Linked DNA regions of Homo sapiens: region 2 is linked to region 1. Evidence: read pairs that join two places in POLR2A ChIA-PET (ENCODE). Cell type or tissue: OCI-LY7. All regions are shown on one strand. Links, peaks and the distances in the headings refer to the core of each region. The heading gives the core; the rest is flanking DNA.

The links. ChIA-PET counts read pairs that join two places held together with the same protein. Peaks named below come from ENCODE experiments on the same cell type or tissue, not always from the same donor. Only the 100,000 strongest peaks of a DNase experiment are listed, where the experiment ranks them.
Region 2: POLR2A ChIA-PET joins it to region 1 with 5 read pairs; 2 of 35 experiments call an interaction of 5 or more read pairs at or near these places.

What each region holds. Positions count from the first base shown.
Region 1 is chr6:159,020,236-159,028,321 of GRCh38, reverse strand. It overlaps TAGAP-AS1 (TAGAP antisense RNA 1), which reads right to left. Exons shown (of 5, transcript NR_183546.1): 2 at 2,281-2,373; 3 at 1,092-1,178. Among named protein-coding and RNA genes, the nearest start is that of TAGAP, 21 kb to the left of the region's middle. In OCI-LY7, for the core only: no CTCF peak of the experiment used is centred there; no DNase peak of the experiment used is centred there; H3K27ac peaks cover 306 bases.
Region 2 is chr6:158,915,447-158,920,446 of GRCh38, reverse strand. No RefSeq gene overlaps it. Among named protein-coding and RNA genes, the nearest start is that of LINC02901, 48 kb to the right of the region's middle. In OCI-LY7, for the core only: no CTCF peak of the experiment used is centred there; a DNase peak (open chromatin) is centred at 2,616.

The DNA.
Region 1 (8,086 bases), core at 1,269-6,268:
CAAAATGTTCCTGCAGGACAAAGGAGTAGAGTTGAATAAATAGAACCACTTATTATATTTTTGGAGAGTAACATAAAAATCATAAAATATGTCAAGTTATCCTACGTTAATTTTTAAACTTAAGGTGATCTTGATTAAAAAAAGAAAGAAAGAAAGGAAAACAGGGAGGGTTTTTTTTATTTTTTTCTTGGTTGTTTTTGTTGCTCACTAGAACTAAAGAAAACTGAATCCACAAATCATATTTAAAAATCAATAAGCCCTAATAGGACAGAGGACACTAGAAAAGAGGAGCAATTATGGAAAACTAGAAACCAGCCCTTCTAGATTTTAAGCGACACTCAACACTTTTGGGAACTGGAGCTTGAATAGACCTACCAAACAGAACAGAGGCAAATGCATACAGGACTTTGGTATGTAAAGCTGGCATTTCAAATCAGTGGGGACTATAGACGATTCAATAAATGGTGTTGGTATAAATGAGTGGCCATTTGGGAAAAAAAAAAAAGAAACATTGGGACCGTATCAACTTATGCTAGGGGAAATTCTGGATACGTGGAAGGTTAAATGTGGGAAGTGAAAGAATCAAAGTTCTAAGAGAAATGAGGAAAAATTCATTTATAATATCAGAGTGGGAAAGCCTTGATAACATGACTTAAAATCCAGAAGACATGAAAGAAAATAATGACAAGTTAAAAACATGAAAATAAAAAACATCTGCATGAGTGAAACACCATAAACAAAGTCAAAAGACAAAGGACAAACTTGGGAAAATATTTGCATCTCATCTAACAGAAACAGAGCTAATTTGGTTTTATTTATTTTCATAGCATTGGGGTACAGGTGGGTTTTGGTTACATGGATGAATTGTACAGTGGTTAAATCTGGGATTTTAGTGGACCCATCGTCACCCAAGTAGTGTACATTGTACCCAACAGGTACTTTTTCATCCCTTACCTCCCTCCTAGCCTCCCCCATTCTGAGTCTCCAATGTCCACAGTACCACTCTGCATGCCTTTGTGAACCCATAGTTTAGCTCCCACTTATCAGTGAGAACATGCACTATTTGGCTTTCTGTTCCTGCGTTAACTCACTTAGGATAAAGGCCTCTAGCTCCATCCATGTTTTGGCAAAGGACACGATTTCATTCTTGGGGCTAACTTCTATAACATATAAAGTTCCTGTAAAAAGATAAGGGAAAGAACAAAACTCAATAAGAAATGTGCAAGGGATACGAACAGCCAATACACAGAAAAAGAAAAGCAAATGGAACTGGGCATGGTGGCTCATGCCTGTCATCCCAGCACTTTAGAAGGCTGAGGTGGGCAGACAGCTTGAGCCCAGAAGCTAAGAGACCAGCCTGAGCAACATAGTGAGACCCACTCTCTATTTTAAAATATGTTTAAAAAAAAAAAAAAGCAAATGGCTCTTTAACTTTTGAAAAGATACACAAGTTCACTCATTTTTTTAAAAAAACTAAACTACACGAAGACACTATTTCTCCCATGAGATAAGCAAAAATCTAAAAGTTTAATAATACACTATGCTGATGTGTACATCTGTTACGTGTAACAGGTGTACATCTAAATGTAGATATACACCTGTGTACATCTGTTCTTAAATGTACTACTAAATATTTTATTTTTGAACCTATTATAAATGAAATTGCTTTTCAATTCATTTTCCAGTGGTTTGCTGCTAAAATATAAGAATAGAATTGGCCAGGCACAGTGGCTCATGTCTGAAATCTCATCCTTTGTGAGGCCAAGGCGGGAGGATCACTTGAGGCCAGGAGTTCGAGACCAGCCTGGTCAACAGAGTGAGACCATCTTGACAAAAATAAAAAATAAGCCGGGTATGGTGGCACATGCCTGTAGTCCCAGAAACTTAGGAGGCTGAGGTGAGAGGATTGCTTGAGCCAAGGAATTTGAGGCTGCAGTGAGCTATAATTGTGCCACTGCACTCCAGCCTAGGTAAACAGAGCAAGACCCTGCCTGTAAAATTTAAAAAAGAAAACAGAATTGATTTTTGTATTTTTAATTTCATATACTTTGCCGTATTTACTTACTACTTGATGTGGTTTGGCTCTTGTGTCCCCACCCAAATCTCATGTTGGATTGTGACCCTGAGTGTTGGAAGTGGGGCCTGGAGGGAGGTGATTGGATCATGGGGGTGGTTTCTAATGGTTTAGCACCATCTCTCCACTGCTATCTCATGATGGAATTCTCATGAGATCTGCTTCTTTTAAAAGTGTGTAGCACCTCCCCTTTCATTCTTTCTTACCTGCCATCATATGAAGATGTGCTGGCTTCCCCTTCACCTTCTGCCATGATTGTAAGTTTTCTGAGGCCTCCCCAGCCATGCCTCCTGTACAGCCTGCAGAATTGTGAGTCAATTAAACCTCTTTTCTTCATAGATTACCCAGTCTCAGATAGTTCTTTATAGCAGTGTGAGAATGGACTAATATAGGAAATTGGTATCAGAGAAGTGGGGCATTGCTACAAAAGATACCTGAAAATGTGGAAGCAGCTTTGGATGGGCAGAGGTTGGAACAGTTTGGAAGGCTCAGAAGAAGACAAGAAGATAAGGGAAAGTTTGGAACTTCCTAGAGACTTGTTGAATGGCTTTGACCAAAATACTGATAGTGAGATATGGACAATGAAGTCCAGGCCAAGGAGGTCTTAGAGGGAGATGAGGAACTTATTGGGAACTGGAGTAAAGGTCATTCTTGCTATGCTTCAGCAAAGAGACTGGTGGCATTGTGCCCCTGCTCTAGGGATCTGTGAAACTTTGAACTTGAGAGAGATTATTTAGAGTATCTGGTGGAAGAAATTTCAAAGCAGCAAAGCATTCAAGAAGTGACCTGGCTGCTTCTAACAGCATATGCTCATATGCATTTCCGAAGAGGTGGTTTGATATTGGAACTTATATTTAAAAGGAAAGCAGAGTATAAAAGCTTGGAAAATTTTCAACCTGCCATGTAGTAGAAAAGAAAAACCTATTTTCTGGGAAGTAATTCAAGCCAGCTGCAGAAATTTACATAAGTAAAAAGGAGCCAAATATTAATAGCCAAGACAATGGGGAAAATCCCTCTAAGACATTTCAGAGACCTTCATAGCAGCCCTTCCTATTACAGGCCCAGAGGCCTAGGAGGGAGAAATGGTTTCGTGGGCCAGGTCCAGGGCCTTACTGCTCTGTGCAGCCTTGGGACATGGTGCCCTGCATCCCAGCTGCTCCCGTTTCAGCCATGGCTAAAAGGGGCCACAGTACAGCTCAGGTCATTGCTTCAGAGGGTGTAAGCCCCAAGTCTTGATGGCTTCCCTATGGTGTTGGGCCTGTGGGTATGCAAAGGGCAAGAGTTGAGACTTGGGAGCCTCTGCCTAGATTTCAGAGGATGTATGGAAACACCCGGATGTCCAGGCAGAAGTCTGCTGCAGGACTGGATCCCTCATGAAGAACCTCTACAAGGGCAGTGTGAAGGTGAAATGTGGGGTTGGAGCTCCCACCAAGTTCCCACTGGGGCACTGCCTAATGGAGCTGTGAGAAGAGAGCCACCATCTTCCAGACCCCAGGATGATAGATCCACTGACAGCATGCACTGTTCGCCTGAAAAAGCTGCAGGCACTCAATCCCAGCCCATGAAAGTAGCTTTGGGGGTTGTACCCTGCAAAGCCACAGAGGCAGAGCTGCCCAAGGCCTTGGGAGCCCACCCCTTGCATCAGTGTGCCTTGGATGTGAGACATGGAGTCAAAGGAGAGTATTTTGGAGCTTGGAGATTAAATGACTGCCTTCCTGGGTTTTGCTTGCAAGAGGCCTATAGCCCCTTTGTTTTGGCCAATTTCTCCCTTTTGGAATGGGAGCATTTACTCGATGCCTGTACCTGCACTGTATCTTGGAACTAACTAACTTGTTTCTTTATTTTACAGGCTCATAGGCAGAGGAGTAGTACTTGCCTTGTCTCAGATGAGACTTTGGACTGGGACTTTTGAGTTAATTCTGGAACGAGTTAAGAATTTGGAGGATTCTTGGGAAGGCATAATTGTTTTTTGAAACGTGAAAAGGACATGACATTTGGTAAAGGCCAGGTGCAAAATGATATGGTTTGGTTCTGTGTACTTACCCAAATCTCATGTTGAATTGTGATACTGAGTGTTGGAGGTGGGGCCTGGTGAAAGGTGAATCATAAGGGTGGTTTCTAGTGGTTTAGCACCATCCTTCTAGTGCTGTCTTGTGATGGAATTCTCATGAGACCTGCTTCTTTTAAAAGTGTGTAGCACCTCCGCCTTCGTTCTGTCTCTCACCTGCCACCATGTGAAGACGTGCTGGCATCCCTGTCACCTTCTGCCATGATTGTAAGTTTCCTGAGGCCTCCCCAGCCATGCCTCCTGTACAGCCTGTGGAACTGTGGGTCAATTAAGACTCTTTTCTTCAAAGATGACCCAGTTTCAGGTAGTTCTTTATAGCAGTGTGAGAATGGAATAATATACTACTTCTAATTATTTTTTAGATCCTTAGGATGTAGAAAACAATCATATGTAAACAATCGTATTGCCTGCAAATAAGGACGATTTTGCTTCCTTCTTTCCAATCTTTATCATTTTATCATTCTTTATTGCAGTGGCTAGAAGCTCCAATTCAATATTGAGTAGAAGTGGTAAAAAAAATGAGCACATTTGCCTTTTTTCTGAGTTTGGTAGAATATCATTTAATATTTCACCATTAAGTATAATGCTCACCGTAGGTTTTTCATAGATGCTTTTTATGAAGTTGAAGAAGTCCTTCATAGTCAGTTTGGTGAGAATTTTTCTTATAAATGGATATCAAATTTTGTCATATTTTTTATCTACATATGAAAATGATCAGATGGTTTTTCTCCTTTATTCTGTTAATATGGTGAGTTATATTGATTTTCTAATGTTAAACAAACCTTGAATTCCTGGGATAAAACTAATTGGTTATGCTGTATTATTTTATTATTTGCTTTATGTTTGTCTCCTCTGCTGTTAGTCCCTCTTGTTCTCCCTTTCCTATATTCTTTTGGATTAAGTGAATATTTTTATAATTTCATTTTAACTTACCTATTGGTCTTTTAGTCTTTTGCATGATTTCTTAGAAGCTCCTCTAGAGACTATAATATAATCCCTTAACTTCTCAGTCTACTGGCAATTTTACTGGTCCATTTACCCTCCCCGGCCACACCACCAACACTGCCACCATCTTTTATGCCATAGCTGCCATAAAATCTATCTACATGTGATATAAACCTTAAGTCAATATTATGTCCTTTATACAGTTGTGCATATGTGAAAGAAATTAAGAGGAAAATTGGTCTTTGATGTTTACTCCAATATTTATAATTTTTTATGCTTTTTATTCCTTTTCTCATATCATCTCCCTTCAGTCTGTACAACTTTCTTTAGCTTCTGGAAGTGCAGGTCTTCTGGTGATGAATTCTCTTAGTTTTCTGATATCTGAAGATGTCTTCATTTTGCTTTCATTCTTGAAGGGTATTTTTGCTAGACAGAGATTTCTAAGCTGACAGTTTTTTCTTTAAGCACTTCAACAATTTCATTCGACTGTCCCTGACTTCTATAATTTCTGCTGAGAAGTCCACAACCATTGAAATCATTATTCTCCTATATATAAAATGTGTCATTTTTATTTACGCTTTTAAGATTCCTCTTTGTTTTTTGTTTGTTTTCAGTAGTTTGACTATGATGTGTCTAGTTTGTTTTTCTTTGTATTTATCCCATTTGGGATTCACAAAGCTTATCCAATCAGAAAATGTAAACATCTTATTAAATTTAGGATGTTTTCAGCCACTATTTTTTCAAATATTTGCCATCCCATTCTTTTTCTCCTCTCTTCCTGATATTTTAACTATCCATAATATCAGTTTTTTTTATATTGTGCCACACATTCCTGAGGCTCTCTATGTTTCTCACTCCCTTCCCCCGCCCCCCTCCTCCTCTCCTCCTCCTTTAGATGGGACAATTTCTATTGCTCTATCTTCAAATTCACTGGTTCTTTCCTCTCTATCTCCATTATGCTATTAGAGCCCATCCAGCAATTTTTTTTTCATGTATTGTATTTGTCAGTTCTAAAATTTCCCCTTTTTGTATATTTTCTTTATATATTTTCCATTTCTTTCCTAAAAGTTCCTATCTTCTCATTTATTAGGAGCATTTTTTTCACTCTATTGAGCACAATAGCTGCTTTAAATTCCTTGACTAATAGTTTCAACATTTCGGTCATCTGAAATTGACCTCTTTTTATTAACTTCTTTGTTGCCAATACATCACATTTTCCTGGTCCTTCATATTTTGAGTAGTTTTGGACATGGTGGATGTTTCATAAGTCAAGACTCTAAATTCTGTTGTATTCATTCCAAGGCTGTTGATACTTTGTTTTAACAAGCAATTGACTTGGTTACACTGAAGGCTGTAAACTCCATGTCTCTCATGGTGAGTGGCCATTCAAATCTCAATTCAGTACTCCAAACCTTAGCTGCAAGTGGCTTTGAATCTGGTTTGTGTGCATGTGGTTCACGGGTCAGCTAGAGACTTGGGCAGAGTTCAGATACAGCATTTGGGTGCCCCCTTCTCTGGCTCTGTCCTCTCTGGGATTTCTCCCTCACTCTCGTGGCCATGATTGCCCCAGGCTCCAGCCCCTGGTTCCCTAGACCAGAAACATGGCAGTCTTTCTATGGGAGTTTTAGCCACCCCCAGACACTTTGTGACCAGGGCCCATCTTTTGGACAAGGCTGAAAAACAGGAAACTCACACTCTCCTCCAAGATTCAACTCCCCTCTGCCTGCATTTGCTCACTTCCCAGGTCTCTTAAGTAGTTACTTTTGGTAGTTTGTCCAGTTTATAGTTGCTATATTTGTGGCAGGGTTGGTCTGTTAGGAGTCTACTCCACCATACCACAGGGTGTGTGTCTCCTTCACCACTGTATCTGCACCATTGAGTTCAGCGTCCTCACCACAATGAGCTGGTGTCCATGGCTCCCAATAGGCTTATTTCAAGGATAAAATTGATCATATCTAAGAAAAGTACTTTAGCATGTTAAATGTACTGTCAAATGTAAGGAGGCATTTAGATATGTGTAGAAACTGGTCAGCTTCCAAAAATGCAAATACATCCCAAATAAATGTTAAGAACAATATACTAAAGTCTTAAGAAACCAGAAACATGTTGGCCAGGCGCGGTGGCTCACGCCTTTAATCCCAGCACTTTGGGAGGCCAAGGCAGGTGGATCACGAGGTCAGGAGATCGAGACTATCCTGGCTAACACGGTGAAACCCCGTCTCTACTAAAAATACAAAAAAATTAGCCAGGCGTGGTGGCGGGCGCCTATAGTCCCAGCTACTAGGGAGGCTGAGCCAGGAAAATGGCGTGAACCCAGGAGGTGGAGCTTGCAGTGAGCCGAGATCGCGCCACTGCACTCTAGCCTGGGTGACAAAGCGAGACTCTGTCTCGAAAAAAAAAAAAAAAAAGAAACCAGAAACATTTCAAGCGGGGGCAACATTTCAAGCGGGGGCACCTCACTGTTAGGTGATGGGGCAACCATCTGGTCATTTCATTCATGATCCCAGTTATTTTCATCTGTAGCAAAAAGTTACAGGATTTTCATTGTTACTAGAAATGAGAAAAAGTATATATATATATATATATATATATATATATATACACACACACACACACACACACACACACATATATATCTGTGATTTCTGGCAAATGTATAGGTGGTATTACACTTGAATTATATCCATATCGTTCCTAAGAATAATTTTATATGCCAAGAGTTAAGATGCCTAAATTCTTTAAAAAGAACAGCAAACATCCACAGGCCTCGGAGCACATTGAGATGCATACAATCTAAATGTATTCCTTTCAGGATTTTGATTGTAAAAAAATTCAACAGCTCCCTCAAAGATAGAGATTATTTATTCAACAAACATTATGGCAGATTCAAGTAGCAAAACAGTCTGTAAATTTGGGCATGTAGACCCAAAAAAGATCCTCTCTCAAACTGCTAACCTGGTGTTGCTAAATGAAACAGTTCTTGCCGAAGAATTTTCACA
Region 2 (5,000 bases), core at 1-5,000, 110 kb after region 1:
CAGGGAGTCAAAGCTGTCTCGTGCTGAGTCAGTTCCTGGGTGGGGGCCACAGGATCAGGTGAGCCAGTTTATTGATGGGGTGGTGCCAGCTGATCCATCAAGTGCAGGGTCTGCAAATATCTCAAGCACTGATCTTAGGAGCAGTTTAGGGAGGGTCAGAATCTTGTAGCCTCCAGCTGCACGACTCCTAAACTATAATTTCTAACCTTGTGGCTGATGTTAGTCCTACAAAGGCAATCTAGTCCCCAGGCAAGAAGGAGGTCAGCTTTGGGAAAGGGCTGTTATCGTCTTTGTTTTAAACTATAAACTATAAACTAAGTATTTCCCAAAGTTAGTTCAGTCTATGCCCAGGAATGAACAAGGACAGCTTGGAGGTGAGAAGCAAGATGGAGTCGGTTAAGTTAGATCTCTCTCACTGTCTTAGTCTTAATTTTGCAAAGGCAGTTTCACAGTTGCCTGGCCTCTGGATGCCTGTGTTCCCGCAGTGGTGTGGGCTTTAGTGACAGCACCTTCCTCTCAGGGCTTTCATGAGGAGTAAATAAATTAATAGGCATAAAGCACTTGGAAAAGAGCCTATTCTAACCACTAGGTATATAGAAGTGGTGATTATTAGAGCTGGTCTGGATCCCTTGCAGTTGCTGAAATTGTATGCAGCTCCTAGGTGAGAAAAGATGAGTGTTGGATTCTTTTAGCAATATGAAGCAGACAGGCTGTTTAGCGCCCTGAATAGTCATCCAAATGGCTTCACTTCTTGCTAGCCCCAAAGGGTCGGTAGGAAGGCAGTTCTGATATCCTGAAAAAATGTTTGCGGTCATACCCTTTCCTCAGAAAGCCAGCACTGCAGAGAGAACTCCAATGCACACACTGAGTCGTGAGTCCAGCACCGCCTGAATTAAAGCTAAATATGGCCAAGGATTCTCCAAAGAAATCCTCACTGAAGACAGAAATTTGGGTCCAATATTTCATCTTCATGAAGTAAAAAGTTTTTCCCGGGGCCGGGAGTGTTGTCTCACGCCTGTAATCCCAGCACTTTGGGAGGCTGAGGCAGGAGGATCACTTGAGCCCAAGAATTCAAGACCAGCCTGGCAACATGGTGAAACCCTGTCTCTATAAAAAATATCAAAAAAAAAAAAAAAAAAAAATTAACCAGGAGTGGTGGCACATGCCCGCAATTCCAGCTACTCAGGAGGCTGAGATGGGAGGATCACTTGAACCAAGGAGGTCATGGCTGCAGTGAGCCACGATAGCACCAGTGCACTCCAGCCTGGATGACAGAGCGAGACTGTCTCAAAAAGAGGAAAAAACAAATTAACTTCAAACACCTTCACCCAAGCATAAATCTGGAAACTAAATTATTTCTTTATTTAAACCAATTTTGACAGACCCATGTAATAATGATATAGATTGATATTTATTGGAAAGAAAAAGTCTTCACCACATGACAAATTTTTTTAAAGTAGTGAAAATGTGTGTATTACATGATACCAGTTTTTATACTGGTGCGGTGGCTCATGCCTGTAATCCCAGCACTTTGGGAGGCCAAAATGGGTAGATCACCTGAGGTCAGGAGTTCGAGACCAGCCTGGCCAATATGGTGAAACCGCATCTCTACAAAAAATATGAAAATCAGCAGGGCGTGGTGGTGGGCGCCTGTCGTCCCAGCTACTCCGGAGGCTGAGGCAGCAGAATTGGTTGAACCCAGAAGGCAGAGGGAGGTTGCAGTGAACCGAGATCGTGCCACTGCACTCCAACCTGGGCGACAGCAAGACTTCATCTCAAAAAAAAAAAAAGAAAGAAAAAGAAATGAAATTCTGTCTCTACACATACGTGTGCAAATGCACAAACATACGCACACAGATACACACACCCCTCAGGTTTGAATAGTGATTATATGTATATAGTTCTTGATTGATCTTAATGACTTATTGCCTCTGTGAGTTTTTAAATTTTTCTACAATGAATATGTAACACTTTTGAAGAAAGAACTGTTGGCCGGGTGCGGTGGCTCACGCCTGTAATCCCAACACTTTCGAGGCCAAGGCGGGTGGATCACCTGAGCTCAGGAGTTCAAGACCAGCCTGACCAACATGGAGAAACCCTGTCTGTACTAAAAATACAAAATTAGTTGGGTGTGGTAGCCGCATGCCTGTAATCCCAGCTACTCGGGAGGCCGAGGCAGGAGAATCGCTTGAACCTGGGAGGCGGAGGTTGCAGTGAGCCAAGATCGTGCCATTGCACTCCAGCCTAGGCAACAAGAGCGAAACTCCGTCTCAAAGAAAGAAAGAAAAAGAAAGAACTGTCAAAATACACACACACACACACACACACACACACACACACACACACACCCCTTCCTGAGGAAGAAAACTGAGCAGAAGGAATTAGTTTCTAGTAGACGAATTTCAAAGTAGAAATCCTTTCTTCATGGGGACGGGGGTGTGTCACTGACCCCTCCATCATGTTGCCCTTCCCCCCATTCCCCACTCAGAGGCTGGCTCAGAAGCCCCAGTGTCACCTTGGTGAGAAGTGGCTGCCCTGTCCCATCCTGGAGTCCTGGGGTCCTCCTCCTCTGAGCCATGTGAGAGTTGGCACGTTACATCATCACCTCTGTTTTTGGCAGCCAGCCCAGTGCTCAGATGGCTAAGAGGTGACACCCTATAACAAATAAACAGGAAAGAGAAAGAAGCAATTCACTTGGATGACATCTAACACAGACATGAAGAAAAAGGCCACGCCGTCCCTAAAGGACAAATGATAACACCAGGCAGAGCAGGCTCCACTGGGCATAGGATGCAAAGGTTGACCTGTCACAAGCAGCATCAAAGAAAGTTGCTCTGAGGGCACGAGCCAGCTTTAATTAATAGCTCACCACTGCATCTTGGAGATGGGTTTCCCACTCTGGTGGAATATTCCATTAGACTTGCTGACAATATTTCATGTCAAATAAGGTATAGATTGACCTGCAGGTCAAGACTGTGGTGGTGTGATCAAGAAAGGAAGCGCAGGCCGGGTGCGGTCGCTCATGCCTGTAATCCCAGCACTTTGGGAGGCCGAGGCAGGCAGATCACTTGAGGCCAGGAGTTCGAGACCAGCCTGGCCAACATGGTGAAACCCCATCTCTACTAAAACACCAAAATTAGCCAGGCTATAGTAGCACATGCCTGTTATCCCAGTTACTCAGGAGGCTGAGACATGAGAATTATTTGTACCCGGGAAGTGGAGGTTGCAGTGAGCTGAGATCATGCCACTACACTCCAACCTGGGCAACAGAGTGAGATACTGGAAAAAAAAAAAAAAAGGAAGGAAGGAGGGAGGGAGGGAGGGGAGAAAGGAAAGGAAAGGAAAGGAGAGTGCAGGGGTACACAGTTTAATGTGACAGTAACATCTTGGCATACTTGGTTGCTAAAACAGGTTGTTAAGCAGAAGGACACAGATGTAAGCTTTGAAGCTCAGAATTCAGGGAAAGTAGGGCCTTCCTGGGTCTGCAGAGAGCAAACCCAACCACGAAGAGGCAACGCCCTCGAATTCACTTCCAACAGACCTTTCCAGGGCCCTTCATTTGAGCAGCTGGAATATCATTCAGCAACCATCCTGTCAGCCTTTGGAAACAGGAGACTTGCATTTCATTTCAGACACTGAACACTGTGTTCCGGACCGCGTTTATTCTCCATATAAACAGCGTGTTTTGAGAATCATGCGTTTATTGTATAATACCGAGTCAGGTCACAGTAAACTCATTTCCGTCGTGAAAGGTTTCAAGTATTCAGAGGAGGTTAAGAAGAATAAAAAGCTTATAACAAAACAACCTCTGTTTCCAAAGTGCTAAATAATGAAAAATGTGGTGTGAAAACGTCACTAAATTCCATTTAAACATCCGAAGTTCAGTCAAGGGAAAAGCAAGTATTAAAGTCAGTGACAGAGTCATGAAAACTCAGCGGCTTCGATACTAGTGGGTAAGTCAGCAAGGTGTTTGTACAAGGAAACCAGGCACCTGGACAATTTCCTAAAACCGGCCCCAACTGGAGAAAGTGATATGGAACCTAAATACTTAGGATGTCTAATAGCTACAGCTATTTTGAGAAGAGGAGAAAATCTTTGCCTAGTAAAACCATGATTCTCAGGCATCCACATCTCCAGAACTCTCAGGCTTTCAAACTGGGTCCCAATCAGGAGATACTAAACACACACACATATACTGACATACGAAGATACCTGGGATATTTTTGCATCTCTTTTTTTTTTTTTTTTTTTTGGAGATGGAGTCTTGCGACTGTCACCCAGGCTGGAGTGCAGTGGCTCAATCTCAGCTCACTGCAACCTCTGGCTCGTGGGTTCAAGCAATTCTCCCGCCTCAGCCACTCGAGTAGCTGGGACTACAGGCGCACACCACCACACCTGGCTAATTTTTGTATTTTAGTAGAGATGGGGTTTCACCATGTTGGCCAGGCTGATCTTGAACTCCTGACTCGTGATCCACCCACCTCAGCCTCCCAAAGTGCTGTGACTACAGGTGTGAGACACCATGCCCGGCCTCCATCTCTTCATTTTCTAAATCAATTAAACATGGCTTGGCCCTCAGTCCCCGACCTGGCAGATAATCCAGTCTGAGCCATGTTTTGGGGATTGCACTCTCCACACCCCTTGGGCTCATGTAGGAACTCCTGGGCCTGTGCAGTCCACAGAAGTCCAACTGGAGGAAGGTCCTATGGATCTGGGGTTGCTGGCATAACTCATGTGGCCTCACAAAGGTGGGTGGCACCCCTTCTTCCTGGCTGAGCCTCACATGAAGATCTGAGCCAAGAAGTCCAGGCTTTCAGGTGGGGCTGGCAGCTCTCCAGGGGCAACTCAGGTGCCCACTGAAGACACTGCAGGCACACAGTGCACCGTCCCACCCCCCGCCCCAAGGAAATCCCCCAAAGGCCTAAACCTAAGCCATCCACCTTGACTCCAGGTTGCACCACTTCCCTCTTCCTGCCAGTGAGCAGCCTCCTTCCTTCCCA